3 separate regions of the Mus musculus genome follow, and regions 1 and 3 are each linked to region 2. A link is a loop called in an ENCODE intact Hi-C map of the cell type or tissue named here. Cell type or tissue: heart. All regions are shown on one strand. Region 1 overlaps Clstn1 (calsyntenin 1). Region 2 overlaps Ctnnbip1 (catenin beta interacting protein 1). Region 3 has its middle 27 kb from the start of Tmem201.

The links. A loop is a pair of places that touch in the nucleus more often than their neighbours do. Peaks named below come from ENCODE experiments on the same cell type or tissue, not always from the same donor. Only the 100,000 strongest peaks of a DNase experiment are listed, where the experiment ranks them.
Region 1: it touches region 2 in a loop (9-fold over the local background); 27 of 42 quality-filtered maps call a loop at or near these places.
Region 3: it touches region 2 in a loop (2.3-fold over the local background); 11 of 42 quality-filtered maps call a loop at or near these places.

The regions. Positions count from the first base shown.
Region 1 is chr4:149,608,415-149,616,414 of GRCm38, forward strand. It overlaps Clstn1 (calsyntenin 1), which reads left to right. Exons shown (of 19, transcript NM_023051.5): 2 at 5,636-5,758. Among named protein-coding and RNA genes, the nearest start is that of Clstn1, 26 kb to the left of the region's middle. In heart, CTCF peaks have their summits at 416 (motif pointing right), 3,464 (motif pointing left) and 6,647 (motif pointing right); no DNase peak of the experiment used is centred here.
Region 2 is chr4:149,544,854-149,552,853 of GRCm38, forward strand. Ctnnbip1 (catenin beta interacting protein 1) reads left to right here. Exons shown (of 5, transcript NM_023465.4): 3 at 858-978; 4 at 1,549-1,639. The coding sequence starts at 883. Among named protein-coding and RNA genes, the nearest start is that of Mir5616, 11 kb to the left of the region's middle. In heart, no CTCF peak of the experiment used is centred here; a DNase peak (open chromatin) is centred at 4,568.
Region 3 is chr4:149,707,238-149,715,237 of GRCm38, forward strand. No RefSeq gene overlaps it. Among named protein-coding and RNA genes, the nearest start is that of Tmem201, 27 kb to the right of the region's middle. In heart, CTCF peaks have their summits at 3,564 and 4,939 (motif pointing right); DNase peaks (open chromatin) are centred at 3,464 and 4,944.

The DNA of each region.
Region 1 (8,000 bases), 64 kb after region 2:
GGATACTGTAGCTCAGGGTGTGACTCCTTCATTCCTGTGACATGAGGACCACCTTGACCTGGCCCCTCCCAGCCTCCCATGGAACTCAGAGATTTCTGAGTTCCTCAGCCCTCCTGCGCTCCTCCTCGTCTGGGATTAAAGTTGTTGAGCAGCTGATGCTTCACTACAGTGTTCTGAGTGAGGTTGGTCCAAGTCATCTCTCGAGGAAACAGGGCTAGAATTTGTCTTAGAGAGTTTATGACTATGGCTGCCTGGACACAAACAACTTGACTTGACCAGGGAAGATGCTAGGGCCATCCAGTATTTGGAGGGCTAATATTGTACTTACATCTAGCTAGTTAACTTGTTCCTTTTAAACATTTGCCTATTTTCATTTTTTCTTTTCCAAAAAGACCTGTGAGTATACTGTGGCTGTTTTCAGACACACCAGAAGAGGGCACCAGATCCCATTACAGATGGATGTAAGCTGCCATGTGGTTGCTGGGAATTGAACTCAGGACCTCTGGGGGAACAGTCAGTGCTCTTAGTTTTTGAGCCATCTCTCCAGCTTATTTTCATTTTATGAGTGTATGGCCTGCACGGGTGTGAGTGCACCAGGCGTGTGCTGTGTGTGTGTGTGCCCACAGAGGCCCACAGAGCGCGTAGCCCAGAGCTGCTTGCCCAGTCCTGGCTTTTAGGGGGAAATCACTCGGAATAAATTGAAAACACTTTACAGTGAGGGAACGGGTGTCCTGACCAAGCTCGTGGCTGGGGATAAGCTGAGCAGCGGTGCCGAGTTGCATTTTGCTTCAGTTAGTTGAAGTTTCTCTCTCCTTAAAGGCCCAGGTTCTGTCCTCCAAAGGTTTGAGAGTGGGATCCTTTTTAGCGGGAGTTGTACTGGTTGGGGTGTGAGGAATTGCTGATGCAGGGGTGGTGGTGGTCATGGGCTTGTGCCTAAGAAGTCTGGCCCACCGCCCGCCTTCACAGCTACTTGAGATAGTTGGCTTGCTCCCAGCCCTCAGGTCTGTGGTGGTTACCTTGGTAACCACCTCATCACCTACACCCAGCACTGCCTAGTGTGCATGAGGCCCCGGGTACCAAATCACGTCTGCAGAAAGAAAGAGGAGGAAAAAAGCTGGCACCCTTCCCTCCACACCCCACTCCATGAAGTTCCACCAGGCTGAGCAGAATGCTGTCACAAACCCATCCATTCCTACCCCAGGGCTCCTGCTTCTTCTGACCTCCTCCTCTTTCTAATGTTTTAGTTCTGGTGTGGTAGTATTTGCCTTTAGTCCCAGCATTCACTGTGCCATTCTGGCTGGCCTGGAGCTCACGCTCAGATCAGGCTAGCCACAAACCCACAGCCAGTGCTTCTCTAGAGAGGGAGATCTTGCTTTGCTCTGCTTGACCTTGGCATTGGAGCAGGCACGTTTGTGTTGGCAGCTGCCTGTGTGTGTTGGTCCTCACTGTGAAGTAACCCTCACTGGGTGCAGGCTCACTACCACACTGGTGGCAGAGGCACTGATGAGCAGAGCTCACGTGGTTTGGAGCACATTTGGAGTTGATGTTTGGGTTCTACCCAGGTGTTCTGAGAGCCCAACACCTAGTAGCTTTCCTTCTGCACAGGAGGTGGAAGATTGCCTGCAGCACACAGCTATGAGAAGTTAAGGACCTTTGACACTCAGCTTGCTAGAAGACCACAAGGTCTGAACTGGACAGAATTTATACATGGAGACAGTACTCAGTCTGAGGGTGTGTCTTTTAATTTTTCCTTACTTTTTATTTTTTAAAAAATAATTATTTATTTTTATGTATATGAGTACACTGTCACTGTCTTTAGACACTCCAGAAGAGGGCATCAGATCCCATTACAGATGATGGATTTGAACTCAGGACCTCTGGAAGAGCAGTCAGTGCTCTTAACTGCTGAGCTATCTCTCCAGCCCAGTGTTTTTTTTATTTTTACATTTTATACTTAAGGTTATTATTGGTGTGCGTGTGTGCAAGTGCATATGAGTACACACCCCAGTGTGCATGTAGAGTTCAAAGGATAGCTTGCTGGGGTTGGTCCCCTCCTCCACTGTGGGTTCCTGGGCTGAGACTCAGGCTGTCAGGCTTGGCAGCAAGTGCTTCTATCTGCTAAACTATGTTGGTGGCCTGAGAATGTGTTTTCCTTTTAAAGGTTTGGTTTTATTATTATAAATTATGTCTCTGTGTGTGTTTGTATGTGGGTATGTGCTGGGACAGAAAATGCTTCGAACCAAACTCAGGTCCTCTGCAAAAGCAATACCTGATCCTTATGGCTGAGCCATCTCCAGCCCCAAGAGTGTGCCTTTTGCATTTCCAGTTTGGATCTCTCCAGCCCCCCTTCTGTCAGCTTTCTGTTGCTGTGGAAAGTGTGTGAGAAAATCACCCTAAATAAGGAAAGGTGCGCTGGCATATAAGTTCAGAGTTGCGGTCCTCAGTCCATTGGCTCTTGTTTCTGGGCTTTGCAGAGTGTATCACTGCCTGGGGCGTGTCCTGGAGGCCACTGACCTTCTAGGGCTGTGGTTTTCAACCTTCCTAATGCTGTCACCCTTTAATACAGTTCCTCATGGTGTGGTGACTTACAGCCATAAAACTTTAGTTGCTACCTCATAACTGTAATTTTGCTGTTATGAACCATACTGTAAATAACTGATACATCAGCAGGATATCTGAAGTGACCCCTCACACACAAGGGTTGGGAAGCGGAGAGGAAACAGTGAGAAGGACACAGAGTGAGTGGGCCACTATTCTGTTCGAGACCACACCCCCAAATTACCACCTGGTCCCAATTCCTGAAGGTTTTGCCACCTCCCAATGGTACCACAGGCTGGTGAGCAAGTTAGAGCATCCAGGCCTTAGAAGGGGACACACGCTCTCCAAACTGTACCAACCTGTTTTAGTGTTCAGCTTTGGTTTTGGATATATATATATATATATATATATATCTGTGTGTGTGTGTGTGTGTGTACACATGCGCGAGCTCTCATGTGTGTTGCCTGAATGCATTCTGCATACCATGTGTGTGCCTGGTGCCCACGCAGAGGATGAGCCACCATGTGGGTGCTGAGAACTAAACCTGGGTCCTCTTCAAGAACAGCAAATGCTCCTAACCGCTGAGCTGACTCTCCAGCCCCTGCCCTGTTCCAGTGTATTTGGGGAAAGATAGAGTCAGCTAGAGACTTTACATGTACTCACTTATTTTTGACTAGACTCGCTTCAAAGCCCTTGCTGCCCTGGAACTTGTGATCCTCTTACCTCTGCCTCCTGAGTTTGCAGAAGATTGTGGGCATGTGACACTATGCTAAGTAGGAATTTAGAACATAGTCGCAGGTACTTTGCCACTCAGAGCATCTCAATGCGGGCTGCCGATACTCCTTTAGTAGCCAGGGGGTGGGCTAGAGGTTATTTTTCAATCAAAGCATAATTTCAAGCATGCACACCCGAGCACCTGCTGCCACCTGGTGGCAGTATCCCAGGATTGCAGAGTCTTTTGATGGACCAAGATTCAGTTTGTCTTGGATTTTATAGGTTCACTTATATTTTATAGGTTCACTTATAGTCGAAATGCATCAAAGATGGTTGAAACTTACAGTATGGCCAGCATAGGTGTTCTGATATAGGAAGCATATGTCAAATTCTTTCTATCAGCCAATGGATTTCTACACATAAAAGGTATAAAGCAGAAGAGGAAGATGTGACCAGTGTGTTTGGTGTTGGGCTCTGTGGCACAGAGTGGATCTGAAAATAACCTGGCAGAATCTCTTGCTCGTGAGACTTGGGCAGGAGAGCAGCCTTCTTTAGCCCACAAAACTAGGATGTGCTGGGATAAACTTTCCTATTTGAAGTTAACCCTGAGCTTCACTGTTCTTACTGATTGTTTTTGTTTTTCTGAGACAAGGTTTTCTTGAGTGACCCTGGCTATATTAGAACTTGCTCGGAAGACCAGGCTGGCCTCAAACTAAGAAATCCACCTGCCTCTGCCTCACAAGTATTGGGATTAAGGCATGCACCACCACCTCCTGGCATTCATAGATTCTAAAATCAAGTTTTTAATCATTAAGATCGGAGGTCACAAAGATCATTTTTGCCTGAGAGTAACCCCAGAAAACCCACACTCTAACAGGTGTGATCGCTAGGTTTGCTGTTAGGAATGTAGCTGGCTTTGATGTTCTGGCATGCAGTGGAGTGAGGCCCTAGGGCTTCGAGATGGCCAATGGGGTCCTTGACTTTCAGCCCATAATCTGGTGGTTGGAGAGAAGATGATTACAGAAACATCAGTCACTTGTTTCTATAAATGTTTCATAATGCAAATTGAATGTGATGAAATATTAAAAATATCATTCATTAATTATTGAAAAGTTCAGCCTCTGAAAATGGCCATATTTCTCCTTATACTGCCATCTTAAAGGAGCAATTGAGAAATTGTGAATTACAAAATTAGAATCCTGGAATGGTAGTGAAGTGAAGCACCATAAAGTTATTTTCTGCTCTGAGATTTGTTAACCATTTTCAGCTGTAGCCTTTCTGTTATGGTGAGCCTGCCCATTCTGTGTTAGGACAGTGCAGGTGCCCCACACTTCACTATGCTTACTATTTTTATATCCCTGTGGTTCTGGAAAAAACAAGGTGACACCATGTTGAACTAAGAGTCTTATGGACTCAAATGTTGGAATAAAATTCAATTTTATTTTATTATACTTGTAATTTTATTAGCAAAACAAAGCATCAATACAAGTTTGTATCAAATGTTGCTATTAGTTACAAGCCAAATTAATAGTTTGCCTTGTAAAATGAATGATTGTGGTTGGATTCAGTGGTGTGCAGCTGTGATCCCAGCAGTTTGGGAGGCAGAAGCAGGAAGGTTAAATTTGAAGCCAGCCTAGGGTATTTATGTTAGAGAGAGAGAGAGAGAGAGAGAGAGAAAGACAGAGACAGAGACACACACAGAGAAAGAGACAGAAAGACAGAGACACACACAGAGAAAGGGATAGAGACAAACAGACAGAGAGACAGAACCCTAAAACTAGAGCATGGTGAGATGTGTCTGAGTCTTCATTGTTTGTGAGCAGTTTGCATCGGGCTGATCCCCCGAGTTGTCCCAGCTTCCTTCTTAGTGTGGTTCATATAAAATATACTGGGGTCTCAGCAGTGGATGAGTTGCCCATCTCCAATTGCATAGTAGAGGTGTCTTATGTTCCATGAACCTTTGATGAAGGTTGGCCCTTGCTGCTGTGAGCTTTACTGGATTCCGTCAATGCCCTCAGGCATCCCTGCTATTATGCCATCCCATTCTGCCTCCTTGGGGACAGAGGGTAGGAATGATGACCCTCCTGATGTCGCTCTGTCAGAGCTCATGTCGCAGGAGTCTCTTGTGGAGGGAAGGAGTCAATTTCTGTCTTCATGATCTGGGTTAGATTTTACATGGGGCACTCCCATAATCAAACCACAGTTCGCCCTTTTCAGATGATCAGTCTCTTTGCTCTCTTTGATTTATGTGCCTCTGGCTTTGCTTTCCTGTGTGCATGTGCACTTGTGTGGAAGCCAGACGACACATGTTCATCTTCAAAGGCAGCAGGACGCTGAAGCAGTGATCTGCATCTTACTGTTGCTTCCCTTTTTCTCCCACCAGTTAACAAGCACAAGCCATGGCTCGAGCCCACCTACCATGGGATAGTCACCGAGAACGATAACACGGTGCTGCTCGACCCTCCCCTCATCGCCCTGGATAAAGATTCACCGCTCCGCTTTGCAGGTATGCAGGCCAGCTGTTCACTATCTGCAAATCTGGCCTGGAAAGAAAGCAACTTAAGTCTGGCTGGGTGACTGGACCTCTCAGGAAGTGTTCTGGTAGCCGAGAGCTTTTATGGCTCCAGGCACATGTTCTTCTTGTAATACTCGAGGTAGCTGACAGTGAGCTGTGTTGCTGGTCAAAGGGAGAATTGCTTAGCCTAATTGCATCATTATGTGCTGTGCCTTGTGCAGATAGGCAGATACTGTCTAGACACACACAGCAGAGATGGAGCACACATGGACTAAGTGACCACTGTTCAGGACACAGTTAGTGTGATGGGCTTGGGAACCAGTGTTCTGCCTGTTCTGTCTGGGTGTTCAAATGCCTGTTTCACGTCACTCCAGCAACTCTTAGTTCCTTACATTCACCTGCACAGACTTCAGAAACATTGAGCAGTCTTTGTGGGGGAATAAGTTTTGGCCTAGATTTCCTTTTTTTTTTTTCAATCTTTAACTTTTATTTAGCTAAATCTTTTTCTATAGTTTTATTTTGCATATGTGCACCGTGTGAATGTCTGATGTCCACAGAGGTCAGAAGAGAGCATCATATCCCTTGGAGCCAGAGCTGTGTGGATACTGGGAGTCGAACCCAGGTCCTTTGCAAAGGCAGCCAGTGCTCTTAAACATTGAGCTGTCTCTCCAGTCTCTCATTTTGTGGTTTAAAATCATGTATGGTGTTGCGTTATTTAAGAAGTATACATTGCATGCTGAGCACATTGTCAACTTGTATTTATTTTTATAGGCATGTACTACCATGCCCAATTTAATGAATTTAATTTTTATTTTCCTTTTTGTGTGTATGGGTGTTTTGCCTGCATGTGCTTGTGCACCATGTGCATGCAGTACCCACAGAGACCAGAAGAGGGCACAAGATTCCCTGGAACTGAGTTAATAGTTATGCATGACCTTGTGGGTGCTGGGAACCAAAGCCCGGTCCTCTGGGAAATCAGCCGGGGCTCTAACCACTGAGTCATATCCTCAGATCTTTCTTTGTTAGAGAAAGTTTTGCTATGTTAATGCTAGCTGGCATCAAAATTCTCATTCTCTTGCCTCAGCCTTCTTAATAAAGTTATTAAATGTTTGATATGAGTTATTTTATAAGATTGCACCCTGTGCCTTTGCAGAGAAAAACCCTTTAGGACAGTGTCATAGATTTTGATCATATGGTGATTTTCCTACATCGCTGACATTTAGTGGTGTTTGCCAGGCAGATCTGCCCTGACTGCTGGAGGGCTCTGCTTTCTCAGTCCCAGAGTGAGAGCAAACACTGGGATAACACACACACATGCATGTGGCTGTGTCCAGGTTTTAAATTTTTCTTTCTTTTTTCTTTTTTTCTAGTTTTTTAAAGTTTATGAATGTGTTTTACCTGTACGTGTGCAGGTTTGTTAGGAGGTCAGAAAAGGCCATCATATCTCCTGTTGTGAAGTCATGTGAGTGCAGAGAGTTGACCCAGGTTCTCTGCAGGAGAAACAGATGCTCTTAACCCGTGGATCATCCCTCCAGCCTGGGTCCAGCCTTTAATGTAGGTTCTGAGAATCCAAACCTCGGGCAGTCAGGCTTTGTCAGGTTCTTTACCAATGGAACCATTCCCCAGCCCAAAACAACTTTTTATTTTTGAGATAGGATTTAGTTTGACTCAGTTTTTTTTTTCTTTTTTCTTTTTTTTTTCTTTAGCTGTCCTCAGATACTCCAGAAGAGAGCATCAGATTTTGTTACAGATGGTTGTGAGCCACCATGTGGTTGCTGGGATTTGAACTCGGGACCTTCGGAAGAGCAGACGGCGCTCTTAAACACTGAGCCATCTCGCCAGCCCCTTGACTCAGTTTTTTAAAGATTTATTTATTTTATGTATGTGTGTACACTGTCGCTCTCTTCAGACACACGATAAGAGGATGTCAGATCCCATTACAGATGGTTGTGAGCCACCATGTAGATGCTGAGAATTGAACTCAGAACCTCTGAAAGAACAGTCAGTGCTCCCACACTCTGAGCCATCTCTCCAGCTCAACTCAGTTTTTATAAAGATTTATTTCAGCCGGGTGTGGTGGCGCACGCCTTTAATCCCAGCACTCGGGAGGCAGAGGCTGGCGGATTTCTGAGTTTGAGGCCAGCCTGGTCTACAAAGTGAGTTCCAGGACAGCCAGGGCTATACAGAGAAACCCCGTCTCGAAAAAACAACAACAACAACAACAAAGATTTAT
Region 2 (8,000 bases):
GAGGCTTTGGCACATTCCTGGGTACGCCCTTGGCATAGAGGATTGCCTTGTCCAGCATGTTCCTGTCTAGGACTCACGGGGCACCGAGAGGAGATGGTGTGAGGACTGTCCTTAGCCTGTCAGTCCTGCGCTCGCTCCCTCATTCCCCGAGTGCAGCTCCTTGGTAGCAGGGCTGCGGAGGCTCCACCCCACCAGCTGCTGCGTTATTTCTGACTTGTCCAAGAGTTCAAGTGTGTAACCCAAGCCCCTAGATCCTGCCTCCTCTCCCCACAGCTCCTTCTGGAGGAGGAGGCAGCTCTGGGCTGCTCTCTCTGGGGCTGGCTGTAGACACCTGGACACAGCTGCTGGCCTTCACGGCTATCTTCAGGAGCTCTCTGACAGGTGGGGTGGGTGTGTGAGGGTGCCCTGGGCAGACACCCCATGGAGGGACTCCTTGGTGCCTTGCCCGGGAGCTGGCCGCTTGAGCTCAGTAGGGGCTTTGCACAGGGTGTTGTCGCTGATCTCTGGGTTTCTTAAGCCAAAGGCCCCATATAGCCACCTCTGTTCAAATCTCCTTATCTGTGCTTGTTCCTTGCATTGAAACCTACAACTCTTGGGGCTCCGTTTCTCATTTGTCCTTGGCTGTCACCTGCAGCCTCTGCTCTGGAGTAGGAGCTCCTCAGCCATCCTGCTTGGGCCCCAGGCCAGAACACATGGACGACCCACCGCCTCCTACAACCTCTCCTGTGCTGTGAGAGCTGAGGTCCCTGCTGGGCAGGGACTGTTTGAGAATGGGGTGCATCACTTACAGGGGTCGATGTTAGAGTGTACCTCATCCTGACGTTCTCCCCATAACGCTTCTCCCCGTCTCCTTGCAGGTGTCCCCAGAACTGGGCCAGGGGGATGAACCGCGAGGGAGCACCCGGGAAGAGTCCGGAGGAGATGTACATTCAACAGAAGGTCCGCGTGCTGCTCATGCTGAGGAAGATGGGGTCAAACGTGAGTGCCTGTGGGCTGCAGGGCGCCTCCTGGATCCCCGGGAACCAGGAAAGGGCTGTGGGCCTGGGGATCACCTGTTGCCAGTTCAGGCCCCCCAAGCCCACAGTTCAGGGAGCACTGCTGAGATTATCTCTCCACTGCACTTTTTATTTTGAGCCAGGGACAGTGAGGTCTTTAGCCCTCCTTTCTGATCCCCAGTGGCCTCAGAGAGGCTTCTCTTCTGGGGGCAGACACAGGGCAGCTGGGCAGGGTGGCCACTGAGGAGAGCTGTAGTAGCAAGCACAAGGGCGTCTTCTGAAAGAGAAATAGAGAGACCTGAGATTGCTGACTGCCATCGCTGTGTGGCCAGGGCCTGAACGTTCCTACCTGCCCTGCGCCAGAACAGGCACTGAGCTAGATCAAAGGGAGTGGCCAGGCGTGTGAACTTCAGGGACCTGGTTTTCAGGATGGGAGCAAGACGTGACTGCTAGACACTAACGAGGTCAGAGGGGGAGGTGTGGGGGACAGCAGGTGCAGGGACTTGGGGGGACAGGTTCACCCTCATCTCATCACAGCACTCTCACCCTTCAGCTGACCGCCAGTGAGGAGGAATTTCTGCGCACCTATGCTGGGGTCGTCAGCAGCCAGCTCAGCCAGCTGCCACAGCACTCCATCGACCAGGGTGAGCCACGGGCCAGGCGTCAGCCAAGCCCGAGCACTGAGCAGTGGTTTTTTTTTACAAAGCCGAATGGGTGATCCAGGAGTTCAGGGAAGGGAGAGCAGACTGTTGTTGCCTCCATCCGCAGGCTCCTGTCTGGTCCCAGCAGCGGGGATCCAACAAGGCAGCTGGTGGTTCTCTTTCTAGGCCTGGAGGAAGGAGGAGGTAGACATGTCTGGGGGCCTTGCGCAGCCATAGATGGTCTGATTAACGCATCCCTTAAGCCTCAGCCTGTCCCCTAACCGCTCAGCACCTAGTTCAGGGACAGTGAAACTGCTCTGTGTTCTGAGAACACTGTCCCCATCAGGTACGACCATGCAGTGACTGGTGGGTCTGCCACCAGCAGGAAGAGGCCTGATACCTCCGCATGCAAAAGGGCTCCTGACGGTCAAAAGTTCCACTCGAGTATTTATTGTACAACAGGGGCGGTGCCAGGGATCAATACACAACATTTGGCCCTTGACAGCTGTTGCTTGTATTACTTCCAGTTAGTAGGCAGTGTTTGGGAAGCAGGAAGTCATTGCCCTTGACGATACAGAGGTGCCCAGGAGTTGAACTATTCCTCGCTGACAAGGCTGCTGGGTTGTGAGCTCCATGGCCCTTTGCTTCTTAAGGCGCCTCCTCCCCTCTGAGAGCCCCGCCTGACACTGCAGCACATCTTCTGAGCAGCATCTCTTCCTGGTCCTTTTCTGTTAATCTTTCATGCTTGGTTGGGGCTACACAGTATCTTAGTGAGCCAGACAGTGTGGGCCACACCTTTAATCCCAGCACTCAGGAGGCCAGCCTGTTCTACAGATCAAGTTCTAAGAGAGCCAGGGCTACACAGAAAAACCCTGTCTCAAAAAAAAAAAAAAAAAAAAGGTACTTTAATGGCCTGTGGCATGTTCAGGCAGGAGCAGCCACCAGAGCAGAGCAGAGCAGGACAGAGTGTGTTCTCTGTGTTGTGGCTGCTGGGGAGGAAAGCAGGTGTAGCACACTGGGCGGCCTCCCCGTCCGTCCTTCAGGTTGTGGGCTCAGCCCTCGATCCAGGGCTTGCTTCCTTCCTCAGCTCTGGTGCTTGCCCCAGCCAGCTCAGGAGAAAGCTTTCAGGGAACCTCTAGTAACTCAGCAATTTGGGCCTGTGCATATATCATACAAAACTGTGCCCAGGCGTGCCTGCTCAAGTGTGCTGCACAGCCAAGTGTGTTTACAGTCGGCCCTGCCTTCCTTCCCTCTGGAGTCCTTTTCTTCTTGATGGCTGGTCTGGGTTTCCCCACCTAAAACACTTAAGACTTCTGAGTTAGTTCCAGGGGACTTTTTTCCCTCCCACGTGATCCCGAGTCATTGAGTTTCTGAGTCTCTGTGCAGATGTCCCTAGTGGGATGCCCTAAATGGGAAGGTAAAGAAGCTGGGGACTGTGGCAGACGTGGCCACACCCACCACGTGTCCTCTTGTCTTGAATGGATGTAGAACAGCCAAGGGGATACGCACTAGGCTGTTAATAGGAAAAGTGTTTTATGTGGTGTTGAGGATCCACCCTGGAGCCTCATGTATGCCAGCCTGTGCTCTCCCCCTGGGGCTGCACCCTTTGAGAGAACAGTGACTGGGCAGAGGTTTCCTTAATGGACTTTTACTTTCCAAGTTAGTGGCTTTTGTAAACTGTTGTGTGTGTGTGTGTGTGTGTGTGTGTGTGTGTGTGTGTATGTGTGTGTGTGTGTGTGTGTTGTTCATGCATTCTTTGTAAGAAGTGAAAACTCTTTACTGGATCCAACACAGGGCCTTGGACATGCTAGGTAGGCACTCTAGTATTCGGTTATATTCCCCGCCTTTAAGAAGTTATATGTTGGTCCAGAGAGATGGCTCAGCAGTTAAGAGCAAGTACTATTTTTTGCAGATGGCCAGAGTTCAATTCCCAGCATACTCATATCAGACAACTCACAACTACCTGTAATTCCAGTGTAGTCTAACGTCTCTGGCCCCTGTAGGTACCTGCACTCACATGCACACACACATACTTAACAACAACAACAACATAATAAAGTAAATCCTTTTAAAAGTTACTATTTATTATTTAGCTGAACATGTTGGTATACTCTTATACATCCTAGCTAGCCTGAGATATATAAGACTATTTCATGTATATATAAAGCATACACACACACACACACACACGTATGAAAACTTACTTTGCAGAACCAACAATTGAGAATATAAGTACAGTCGGCTCTGCTGTTTAGGAAGGTCGCGGTTAAGGTGGAAGATATTACTCAGTTGGCAGAGTGCTTCCCTACCATCCATGAAAACTTGGGTTTCCTACCGGCACCAAAGAGATGGGTAGCAGCACCCGCTGAGGTCCCAGCGCCTGGGAGGCAGGAGGATCCGGTAAGTCATTCGTGACTACACAGTGAGTGGAAGGTTGGCTTGGGCTACTTGAAACTCAGTCTCACAAAAAGGAGGCTCAGTGCGCCTTGGCTCCTATAGGAACTGCTGATGTAGTGAGAAGCAGCTGTGGGCAGGCAGGTGTGGCTGCCACAGACACTCTGGAATCTGGGGCCTCTTGGGTGTGAGGCACCCATAGGCACTTTCTTTGCCGTGGCATGGGGTTTCCTGGATTGGGGGAGAATCATATCTGACGAAGGGTGTGGAACATTTGTGCTGCTGATGCCCCATACCTCTGGAAGTCACACAGACCCAGAGCAAATGCTACTTCAGGAGGCACCAACTTGAAGGATCTTCTCAAGCTTTCTTTAATTTTCTCTGTGTTACAAATAAACCCATGGATTTATACATCTACCCCGGGCTAGTGTATAGTCTAGGCCAGGCGCTCATGTCTCTGTCTGTATGTGAGGCTGACTCAGCTCATGTACCAAATGTCCTGCTGTCTCTGCCTAGGCGGCCAAGGGATCTTATACATCTGTCCACTAGGTGGCACTCTCTCTCAGCAGATGACAAGGCTCCACCCTAGGGTTCCTAGACCTAGACAGGATTTCCAGCATCTTCCTTTAGATTGTCCTTCTCAACAGAGATCCTGAGGTGGAATCAGCCATAGGACAGTGCCCAGTCTCATTTACTCTTGCCCCCTGAGGCTGGAAGGGTCTGGTACCTGCGTACTCCTCTACACACCACAGCCCAGCAGTGTTTATAGAGAGTAGGCAGGTGCTGGAAAAGATGCAGGGGCAGAAGTCTGCACTGTAACGTTGACCAAGTGGTTCCTGCGGGGGCCCAGTGCCTCCCAGAACTGAACAGTGGTCCCTCAGTTCTCAGCCTGACCGATCTCTACTAAGCAGTGATCACTGTGACTGCCTGCTTCCTCCTCTTCCTCTTAGTGCTCCCCTCCCTCCTCCGGCCCTCTCCAGTGTATTGGTGCCTCTAGATTCAGTCCTTTCTCCTACCCCTTCCCTCTTGACCTATTTTCCGTGATTTCCATAGACTTCAGGGCGGCACCTTCCAGACATGCCCTCAGCCCAGAGCCCAGTCCTGACCCCCAGAGCTGTCGGCTGTCTGTCGTGACACACCCGACCTTGCGTGCTCAGCAGGTCCAGCTGGGCCCCTCCTCTCGGCTCCCTTTCTTCCCTGTGTGCTCACATGGTGAGGGAGCAGGTCACAGCCCAGGTGTATGCGCAGTACTGCTCCGAGGCCTTGGATCTCCCTGCCTCAGTGCTCCCAACTAGCCTCCTCCTCCCAGGTTGTTGTTGTTGTTTTGGGGTTTTTAAAGATTAATTTATTTTTATTTTTATCTGTGTGTACCTGTATGTATGTATGTGTATATATATATATATATATGTATACTATATGCGTGCAGTGCCCACAGAGACCAGAACAGGGCATTGGGTCCCCTGGAACTGAAGTTACAGATGATTGTGAGCCACTGAGTGAGTGTATGTATGTGTGTATGTGGTGTGTGTGTGTGTGCGCGCTGGGGTCTGAATGCAGGTTCTCTAAAGGAGCAGCCAGCACTCTTAGCCTCTGAGCCACTCCCCAGCCCTGTTAGCTCAATTATTCTTGGAGTTAAACTACAGCTTAGTTTCTTTTTGTGTGCACGAGTGTTTCCCCTGTATGTAAGTTGAGTATTTTCCCTGTACGTAAGTTAAGTGTGCTTGGAACCAGCAGAGGCTGGAACCACCAGATGCTATGGAACTGGAGTTTCGTGTGGATGGTTGGTCGGAAGCTACCATTTGGGTGCTGGGAGTCAAATCCAGAGAGCCTCTTAACCACTGAGTCATCTCTCCATCCCCTTTTAAAAGGTTTTGCTGAGAGTTCCTAACTGACATCATTTTGTTTGGTTGGTTTTTAAAGACAGGGTTTTTCTCTGTGTAGCTCTGGCTGTCCTAGAACTCACTCTGTAGACCAGGCTGGCCTTGAACTCAGAGATCTGCCTCCTGAGTGCTGGGATTAAAGGTGTGCACTACCACACCCCAGCTTCTAAACCAACATCTTGATTGATATTAGTCCCCTGGTCCACCTCCTCTGCCATAGCCAGAGTGACTTTGGAAGACTCAGAAGAAGTCAGCACTGTGAGTCACAGTCCCAGTGGCTCCCTGCCACCCTACACCATGCCCTCTCACACCCTGGTAGACACGGGAACTGAGTTCATCCACACTGCCAGCTTCACCCCTCCTGCCTCTGCACTGTCGGGCTCCAGGACTCCTCCCTCAGCCTCCTGCAGCTCAGGCCAGGCCCTCTGTGACTGATACTGAGCCTCCTTCTAGGTGGGCATCTGTGCGGCTGCATAGACTCGCCAGGCTCTTGGTGAATACGGTTGAATGTGGTGATTGAGCAGTTCTGGGGCTAGGAGTTAGAGAGGCAGTGACTTGTGTGAGTACTGTCTCTGGTCCCCAAGGATGGCCAAGCGGACTCGACAGGCAGGCAGGACTCTGCTTTGAACTAAAGGAAATCAATGCTTCTCTGGGAAGTTGGCCTTTCTGAGATGGGCCAGCTGCAGACATGGTGGGGGTGGGGGGCGGGAGGCTGCAGCTTCTTGAGGCAGGCACAGAATGGTGAGCATCCGTTTCTCCTCAGTGCTATCCCATAGGTGTGCATTGTCTCTCCTGGCTCTGAAGTGATACATGGTCACCGTAGAAAATGGGAGAGGAGAGGCGAAAGTTTCAAGGATTGGGTCCTACTATGTAGCCTACTATATACATACTCTATAATCTATATACCTACTCTATACACATACTCTATATACATACTCTGTTTCCTTTCCTTCCTGTTTTGGCAGCTTTTACAAGATAGGCAGTCACTTCTATTGGAGTTTACAGCCTAACTGCTTTGATATTCAGGCGTTCTCATTGAGCTCTTCAACGCTTCTCAAGAAAATGTTTTGGCCGTTGTGTAATGTGCAGCATCTGTCTTATCCTAAGTTACTGACCAGTCTCTTCCTGTTAGAGCTCACTTCTACTGTTAATCATAATGGCAGGCATGTGTTAGGCTCCTTCTCTGTGCCAAGTTCCTTGCAAAGTAATGTACAAGGCTCTCCCAGTGACTGTCACGACAGCCCTGTGACGTGTTCTCCCTGGCATAGAGAGGTAGCTTAAAACCAGAGGCAGCCAGTGTGGGTTCCAGATGTGACAGATATTGATCAGCATCATTTGTACATCTTTATCATTTATGTTAAGATAGATCTGTGGGTGGTTTACAGGCCAAAGAGGGGTTTGTTATTGTTTGCCTGCCTTTCTTTCTTTTGCTTTCTTTCTGTTCTAGGCATTGAACCTAAGCCCCCACTCATGCTAGATCAGTACCCAGCTCTTCATATGTCTTTTTAAGCAGGACAGCATATGACCTGAGGGTCAAGTATAATTGAGTTGGCTACATGGTGTCACTGAGGGGATGAGGGAGATTGGGGGCTTGTTCTGCTGCTTTGCTGTTCTGGCCCCTGAACCTGCAGGAAGCTTTGAACGTGCCCACTCTGGGCGGTCTATGCTCTGGTGCTGCACATGGAACAGGGCATCCAGTGAGTACCAGGTATTCCAGACCTCTGGTTTGTAAAGGCCATACGCGTCATGGGATGTGTGTAGAGGTCAGAGGACAGCTTGTGGGAGTTATTCCTGCCAACCTGTGTGCCCAAAAGTAGAGCACCAGTTGCCAGTCTAGGTAGCATCTGGCTCTACTCACTGAACCATCTAGCTGGTCCCTAAGTTTTGTTATGTTTTGCTTAAGATTTATTTTACTTTTTGATTACATGGATGTGTGTGGTGTGTGGAAGGTATGTGTACACATCTGCGGGTACATGCATGTGTGAGTGAAGTGCCTATGGAATCCTGAAGGGGATGTTAGAATTCCTGGAGCTGGAGTCACCTGACATAGGTGCTGGGAACTGAACTTGGGTTCTCTGCAAGGACCTTTA
Region 3 (8,000 bases), 160 kb after region 2:
AAGGAATTAAAGAACATGTTAGGCACAGTGGTACACGGCTTTAGTCCCAGCACTCCGAAGACAGAGGCAGGCAGATCTCTGAGTTTAAGGCTAGCCTGGTCTACAGAGGAACCGACAAGCTCAGGCAGTGAAGGAAACTATCCGAAGCAGAAAGCTGGTGATGATGTCATTGAACAAGGGGGCCATGGTCCAGCCCCAGCAAGCTGCAGAACGCGGCAGTTTTGGCCATGTGGTTCTGGCCTTAGAGTCAATGATAGAAAAAGGAGAATGTGGAATCTCTGAGACTAAGGAAAGCCGCAGAGGCCAGGCTTGTGTGGCAGGGCTGTCTCTGCATGGAGGTCATTGCATGAAGCTGTGAAGGTGGAGCCTGGATTGCCTTGAGGACCCCCAAGAGGTTAGAGATGCTGGAGTTGTGGGCTCCTGTCAAGGAGAGCTGCTGACAGGGAGTGGAACTGGCCCAAGAGAAAGACGTATATTGCAGACGACAAAGCTGAAAGGAGTGTGAGACATGACGTCAGGGCACGGAGATGAAAAGCTTGGCGTTTGCCCAGTTGGGCTTGGTCTTCTTTGGTCCAGGGTTTTCCCCACTGTGGTCCCGTCCCTGCGTTTTGGAATGGCAATGTCTACCCCGGGGCCGTTATAGTTTGGAAGCACAGGATCTGTTCTGTGATTTTGATTTTATAGGGGGTGACAGTTAAGAGACTGCCATGAATCTCAGAAGAGAATTTTAAACATTGTTGAAACTGTGGTAGACTATGGGGACTTGGAAGTTGGACTAAACACATTTTGCATTTTGCTATGGCTACAAGCCTATGGAGGCTGGGGAGTGGGATGTGATGGTTGACAGAGGACTGGCCCCTGTAGACTCATGTGTTTGGATACTTGCCCACAGGGAGTAGCGTTATTAGGAGGTAGGATATGTTGAAGGATATGTGTCACTGTGGGCTCGGGCTTTGTCTTCTATGCTGTAGCCACATCTAGACACAGTCTCCTTCTCCTGCCTTCAGATCAAGATGTAGAACTCTCAGCTCCTTCTCCAGCACCATGTTGGCCTGCAGGCTGCCATGCTTCCTGACATAATGGACTAATAATGGACCAAACCTCTGATTAGGTTAAATTAAATGTTTTTCTTTATAAGAGTTGCCATGGTCATACTGTCTCTTCACAGCAATAAAGCCCAAACTGAGACGGGAGTCCATCTGTAATTTCCCAGGGAATGCTATGAGAACCAAAGAAAATAGGAAATTAGCTGACTTGAGGCCAGGCAAGGGGAAGTAGGGAATTCTCTGTTCTTGGCTTGGAGGCTGGCCACCCGTATTACATGGTACCAGACCGGCTCTGCTAGGATCATTGGCCTCCTGTGACTTCCAGGTTGGGACAACCATTAAGAAACTTAGTAACAAGATAGGCAGGCTTGTACTTATGTCTACCAGCCTTCCTAGGTGCTGTAAGACTAGGTTCAGGATTATTCTGTCTGTTCAAGAAAAAGAAAGAGAGCTGGGGTGTAGGTCTTATACAGTGCTTGTGGAGTAAGCCCAAGACCCCAGCACCTGCTTCTACCTCCCTGATGTGGGGATTAAAGGAGTCCACCACCACTGGCCAGTTTATATTTAACTTTGTAAAGGTATATTCTTTTTTCCCCGCCTAGAGTCAAAGACTACTAAGGCTCAAATACATGGCAGAAGACACACCCTATGTGGAACCCTAAACTGGCACACTGCTCCCGGCAAGGGAACAGATTTCTTTAAGAAGAGCCATCATCGGGCTGATGACTCTGACCACTGGTCCCTGTAAACTATCTCCTCCTGTTAGACAGCAAGCCTGGGGCCTTCTGGAAACTGCTGGAGGGGAAGTCATCTTCCAAGAAATGAAAGAGAAAGCCTTCCACGCCCATCTGGAAAATGGTTTCCCCATCCCACCCTTGAGCTGACAACTCTTCCTCTACTGCTTGGAAGCCCACACCCTGGGGCCTGCCCACTTTAAGGCTAAAGATTCAAGTGGACAGGATTTCAAGGCATTGGCCTAGACAAGAGGTATGACTCCAAATAAACATTGCAGAGATGGGGCTGGAGAGACAATGCTGACCTTAGGAGCTGGTTCTGTTTGTTTTTGCAGAGGACTCAAGTTTGCTTCTCCCATTGAGCAGTCCACAGCTGCTTGTAACTTCAGCTCCAGGGGATCTGATGTTCTCCTATGGCCTTTGCAGGGATTGCTACATAGACACATATATACACGTAATTTTTCATCTTAGTATATGTATTTATTTTATTCTTCTGGCTATGAGTGTTTTGCCTGCTTGCACACACACACACACACACACACACACACACACACACACACACACACCACATGTGTGCCTGATAAACATGGAGGTCAGAAGACCGCAACTAGAGTTACAGGTGGTTGTGAGTCACCATGTAGATGCTGGGAACCAAACCTGGGTCCTTTGCAAGAGCAGTCAGTGCTCTTAGCCACTGAATTTCTCCAGCCCCTATACACATTTTATTTTATTTTAGACAGGGTTTCTCCGTGTAGCTCCTGGACCTTGCTCTGAAATCCAGACTGGCCTCAAACTCAGAGAGAGATCCACCTGCCTCTGTCTCCTGTTTTGTTTTGTTTTGTTTTTTTCGAGACAGGGTTTCTCTGTGTAGCCCTGGCTGTTCTGGAACTCACTTCGTAGACCAGGCTGCCCTGGAACTCAGAAATTCGCCTGCCTCTGCCTCCCAAGTGCTGGGATCAAAGGCGTGTGCCAACACTGCCTGGCAGTGGTGTTCATCTTTAATCCCAGCACTCAGGAGGTAGAGGCAGGCGGATCTCTGAGTTCGAGGCCAGCCTGGTCTACAAAGTGAGTTCCAGGACAGGAAGGGATACACAGAGAAACCCTGCCTCAAAAAACAAAAACAGGGGCTGGTGAGATGGCTCAGTGGGTAAGGGCACCCAACTGCTCTTCCGAAGGTCCGAAGTTCAAATTCCAGCAACCACATGGTGGCTCACAACCACCCATAATGAGATCTGATGCCCTCTTCTGGTGTATCTGAAGACAACTACAGTGTACTTACATATAATAAATAAATAAATCTTTAAAAAACAAACAAAACAAAACAACAAAAAACCAAAAACAACAACAACCACAACAAAAAGAATACCACCATGTTCTACCAGAGCCCTGTACACATAACTAAGCAAAGTATAAATTTCAGGTAATCCACTAGGGCTTTATGATGGATGGAGATCTGAGAAGCAAACTGTGTCATCCCATCCTTAGGGACATGGCTCTGCCAAAGTCCCGGCACCAGGCAGGGAATGGCCATGGCCATCACAGCTCTACAAGAAAAAGCCTGGCCAAGAAATTCTCAGGCAGGGCTAGAAGAGAGTCCCACAATGGCTAACTTCCCTGTGGGCGGAGCCTGGGGCAGCCTTGCTTCCTTACACGGGTAAGCCCAGACAAGCTAACATCAGAGCACAGCTTTCCACATCGCTTCTGTGCCTCTGCTCTACAGAGTCTGGTGTGGTTAACTGACTGATCGTTCATACACTGAGGAGTCCTAGGGAGCCACCTAGAGGAGGGACAGCAAAACAGGAGAGGGGCAGAAGGTAGGGCTGAGGACAGAACCATTAAAGAGGGCAACAGGAATGAGGATGTCTTAGAAAAGCAGAGGAGGGGCTGGACAGGTAGGTGGCTCAGCAGTTAAGAGCACTGACTGATCTTCCAGAGGACGTGAGTTCAATCAAAAAATAAAAAATAAATAAAAAATAAAGGAAATCTAAAGAGATTGAACAAGCGTGCATGTGCTTGCTTGTGTGCTGTGTGTGTGTGTTTCTGTGTATATGTGTGCATGTGCTTGCTTGTGTGCTGTGTTTGTGTGTGTGTATGTGCTTGTCTCTCTTATGTTTGTGTTTCTCTGTGTTGTGTGTGCTGTGTGTTTCTGTATGTGGCTCTGTATTGTATATGGTGTATGTGTCTGTTTTTCATGTTGTGCATTTTATACATTTTATATATGTGTATATATGTGTATTTGTGTATGTCTGTTGGTATATTAAGTGTGTGTGTTATGTTTGTGTATATATGTGTCTTGTCTTGTATTGGTGTGCACGTTGTATATGTGTGTGTATTGTGGATGATATGTGTGTGTCTGTTTGTGTGTTGTATGTATGTGTGTGTTAAGCAAGACCAAAACAGGATGAACTCACATGGACACAGTTAGCTTCTAGCCTGTTAGTCTGGCCTGTTTTTGGCAACTCTTCCCCTTTGTAATCAAGAAGGTGGGCAACCAGCAGACAAACTTGACTCATGGCCATAACTTACTGGACCAGAATGGAGGCTCGGATTCCAGCGAGGCCAATCAAGTCCTTCCCAGAAAAGTAGACTTGGGACCTGTTGAAGAGACCCAGGATAGGTCAGCTAGGTGGGTGTCGCAAGTGGGGACAGGTGAGGGTGCCTCAGTCTCTGGCTCTCACCAGAGCTGCCAGTACCTGTAATGCTGTCACATGCATATTTGACCTTTGTCCAGTCGCCTGCACTCAGCTCCTAACGTCCTGGAAAATTCTGCAGTGGTGTCTTTCTGTGGCCAGGGCTGACCAGGCCTGAGGGCTGCTGGACAGTCTGAGGATGGGGCTGGCTGCTAAGGGAAACTAACTAGCTGTGTGGAGAGGGTGGGAACTTTCAGCCCTGCCCTCCCTCCAGCTTACTGAGAGGGGAAGAAGGTCTAGATGTCACCAGCCGCTCCCACATAAATCCTCAAGAGAACAGGGGGATCTTTGTCGTTTGTTTTGAGAAAAAAATCTCATGGATCCTAGACTGGCCCCAAACTCACTACAGAGCTGAGGCGGACACTGATCCTCCTGCCCAGGCCTCTGAAGTGCTAGGATTACAGGCCCCTGGCTTTCTGGGATGCTGGGGCTTCCTGGGTGCTAGGCAACACTGTACCTCAAGAGGGCAGTGTTCTGAGCGCTTTCTGGTCAGTGCAGCCAGGGTGCCCCGTGCCCTCCCTGACCTGGGCCATTCATTCCTCTCTCCACTGTCTCTGTCACGTCTAGTCCTTTATTACAAGTCAGAAAGAGCCAGGGAACAGTTCCCAGAGTTCTCAGAGGGGCTCCAGCAAGTTAGCGGAGCCTGACAGGGGGGTCGTGGGAACTGGGCTTTATCAACAGTCATCCAAAAACAGGGAAAACAACTTTGGGGACAAGGTTACCTACTACAAAGTCCCCTTTTCCGTCCCAGTTAAAGGGCTGGTTTCTGACTGTGGTCTGGGAAGCAGACTGTGGATGGTGTATCGAGTGAGGCCGCAGTTGAGAATAAGGTAGAAATGAGGCAGGCTCACACAGTCAGTCCCTCAGGAACTCTCACCCCATCTGCCCTTACTGCTCTTGATGCTGCCCTGACAGGGAACCTGCAGGTCCAGATCTTCCCAGGATCAATGTGTGGTTTGCAGTACCCCGACTCTGCATCTGGCTACTCGGAAGAATTAGACCCCCCCCCCCCCGGCATAGATGTTACCCAGCTGGCCCCTTGCCCCAGAGGGACTCCACTTTGTCCTTGGTTGTATCCTTGCTTTGCAGCACTCTGTCCTCTGAGCAGCTCTGTGTCGGACTCAGCTGCCCTCTAGGAACATGGCCTCTACACCCATCAGGGTGCGGTCCTTAGTCACTTGCTCTCTGCCTGCCGATAGTACTGGAAGTGAGTGTGTAGGAATGCCATGGAATGGATGAGTGAATGAGTGGATGGATGGATGAATGAATGATGTAATTTTGAATAGGCCGGTTGGGGACAGTAGCTAACGAATATGAAGATTAAAGGCCACCTCTAGCCATTGCAGGGATAATTCTGTCCTTCAAGCTGGAATTTACACTCGGTGATGATGGGGCCTGATACCCCTGAAAGCTAGGAGGCTGAATTTGCTTCTGTGTGCATGGAGTGCGTGTATGTGTGCCTGCATGTGTGTGTGTGTGCATGTGTGCGTGTGTATATGTGAGGGCATGTGTGTGTGTACATGTGTATGTGTGTATGTGTGTGTGTGCATGTAGAGATGTCAGTGTCAGACATCATTCTCTCTCTCTCCCTCCCTCCCTCCCTCCCTCCCTCCCTCCCTCCTTCCCTCCCTCTCTCTCTCTCTCTCTGTCTCTCCTTACCTTAGCTTTACCTCAGGGAGAGATGAGAACTCTCCCTAAACATGGGATTCTCCAATTCAGTCAAGCGGGCCAGACAACCACGGAGCCTCGAGGATCTGTCTGTCTCTGCCTCCTTCCTACTGGCATTACTGAGGCCTGTGGAACCCGGCATTTTATGTGGGTTTGGAATTCATGTATCTCTGAAAGCACTTTACCAAACGAGCCATCTCCCGCCACCCGGCCTTCTCAATGCTTTTCACGGTGCTCCCTCACTCAGCCTGTTGTCACCAGAGAAGGGTCTGCAACAGTGCATCCCTAGCTCTGTTCTCAAATCAAGGAGACATAGCTTTAGAGAGAGGCCGTGGAGGGAAGCCCAGTAGCCTCTCTAGCCAGCTTTGTGATGGTCTGGCTTCTCTGAGCCCTAGGCTTCGTCCCTAGTGGCCTTCACCTTCACTTTCCACCCTTGATTAAAGAACTGGGGGCAAAACCCGTTGAGGGGAGAGAAACGGGAAGAGGAGGCCACAGCAGGGGTCCAGGAGTTCCCAGGTGACTGTGTCTCCACCTCCCTTACCACAGCCCCATAGGAGAGAGAGCTGGGGGTCAGCCGGAGTCTGACCGTGGGTGTGCAGTGGGGTTAGGCAAAGCCCTGTGGTGAGGGCCTTTATTTGGGGACCACATATCACGCAAGCACCTTAGTCTTACTACGTCTTCTTTCAGCCACACGCAGCCGCCCAGTATGCAGAACAGACCAGAGACGCTCATGACTGGCCAGGGGTTGGCCAGCTTTTTCCACAGCGGGGTCAGGGCTCCCTACTCTTTTCTCAGACTTTGGTGTCTATTTGTGGTGTGTTTTTGTTCGAGGTATGTGTGTACAGTATGCAGTGGGGGCAGGGCAGGGGTGCGGCTTCTGGATCCATCTCTGCACTTGGAGAGCAGGCAGCTCCGGGCCTGAGCTGGAGCCTCTGTCTGGCCCCTGAGCTCTGCGGTAGATGTCTCAGCAGGGCGGGGAGACCAAAGAGCTGGGAACTCTAGTGACCTGAGGATTCCCCTTCCTTCCTACACCCTGAGCTCAGGCAGCCGTCTCATCACTATATGCTTGGATGGCATGTATAATTTGGCTGAGACCTCAGCGGGGAAAGGGACTCTGATGGCCTGACTTGAGCTGACAAGGGTACATACAGCTCCCTACTCTGGAAGAGCAGCCGGTGCTCTGAGCCATCTCTTCAGCCCCAGGCATGGGCTTTTCAAGGGGAGTCAGAGCCGACAGGGGCATTGAGGTAGCCCTCCCACCTGTTTAGGCAGCTCTGCTCTGTGCCTTTGGGTTCTGAGCTTAGTGGCCAGATCTACAGGGCTATTTATTGTGAGGCCTTGGGAATCAAGTGTTTGTCTCTTGCTGACCTCTGGTCCTGGTTAACTGTCAACTTGATGTAGCCTAGAATTGATCTGGAATCACAATTTCAACTGAGGAAATGGCTAGATCAGGTTGACCTGACCCGTGAGCAGGTCTGTGGTTTGTCTTAACTTATGTAACCCCAGCCCACTGTGGGCAACACAATTCCCTAGGCTGGGGGTTCCTGAACTGTATAAAGCTGAGCATGAGCCTTCCTGTCAGTCAGCTCGCACCATTCCCATACTTCCTTGGTCAGAGGTAATGGCTATGCGGGCTAACGTGCAGTTCTGTCTTCAAGCTCAGGTCTTGATGCCCCTCAAGACCTGAAATGATAGCTTTTCTGCCCTCTGCTGCTTTGTCGGGGTGTTTTATCACAGCAACAGAAAGAACATAGGCCATCTCTCCAGCATGCGGCAGGGGAGGCGGAGGTGATACCATTGTCAGGTTGTCCGTCTATTGGGTTTCCTGTTGGCCACCAGGCCCCCAGGGTGTAGAATCAGAC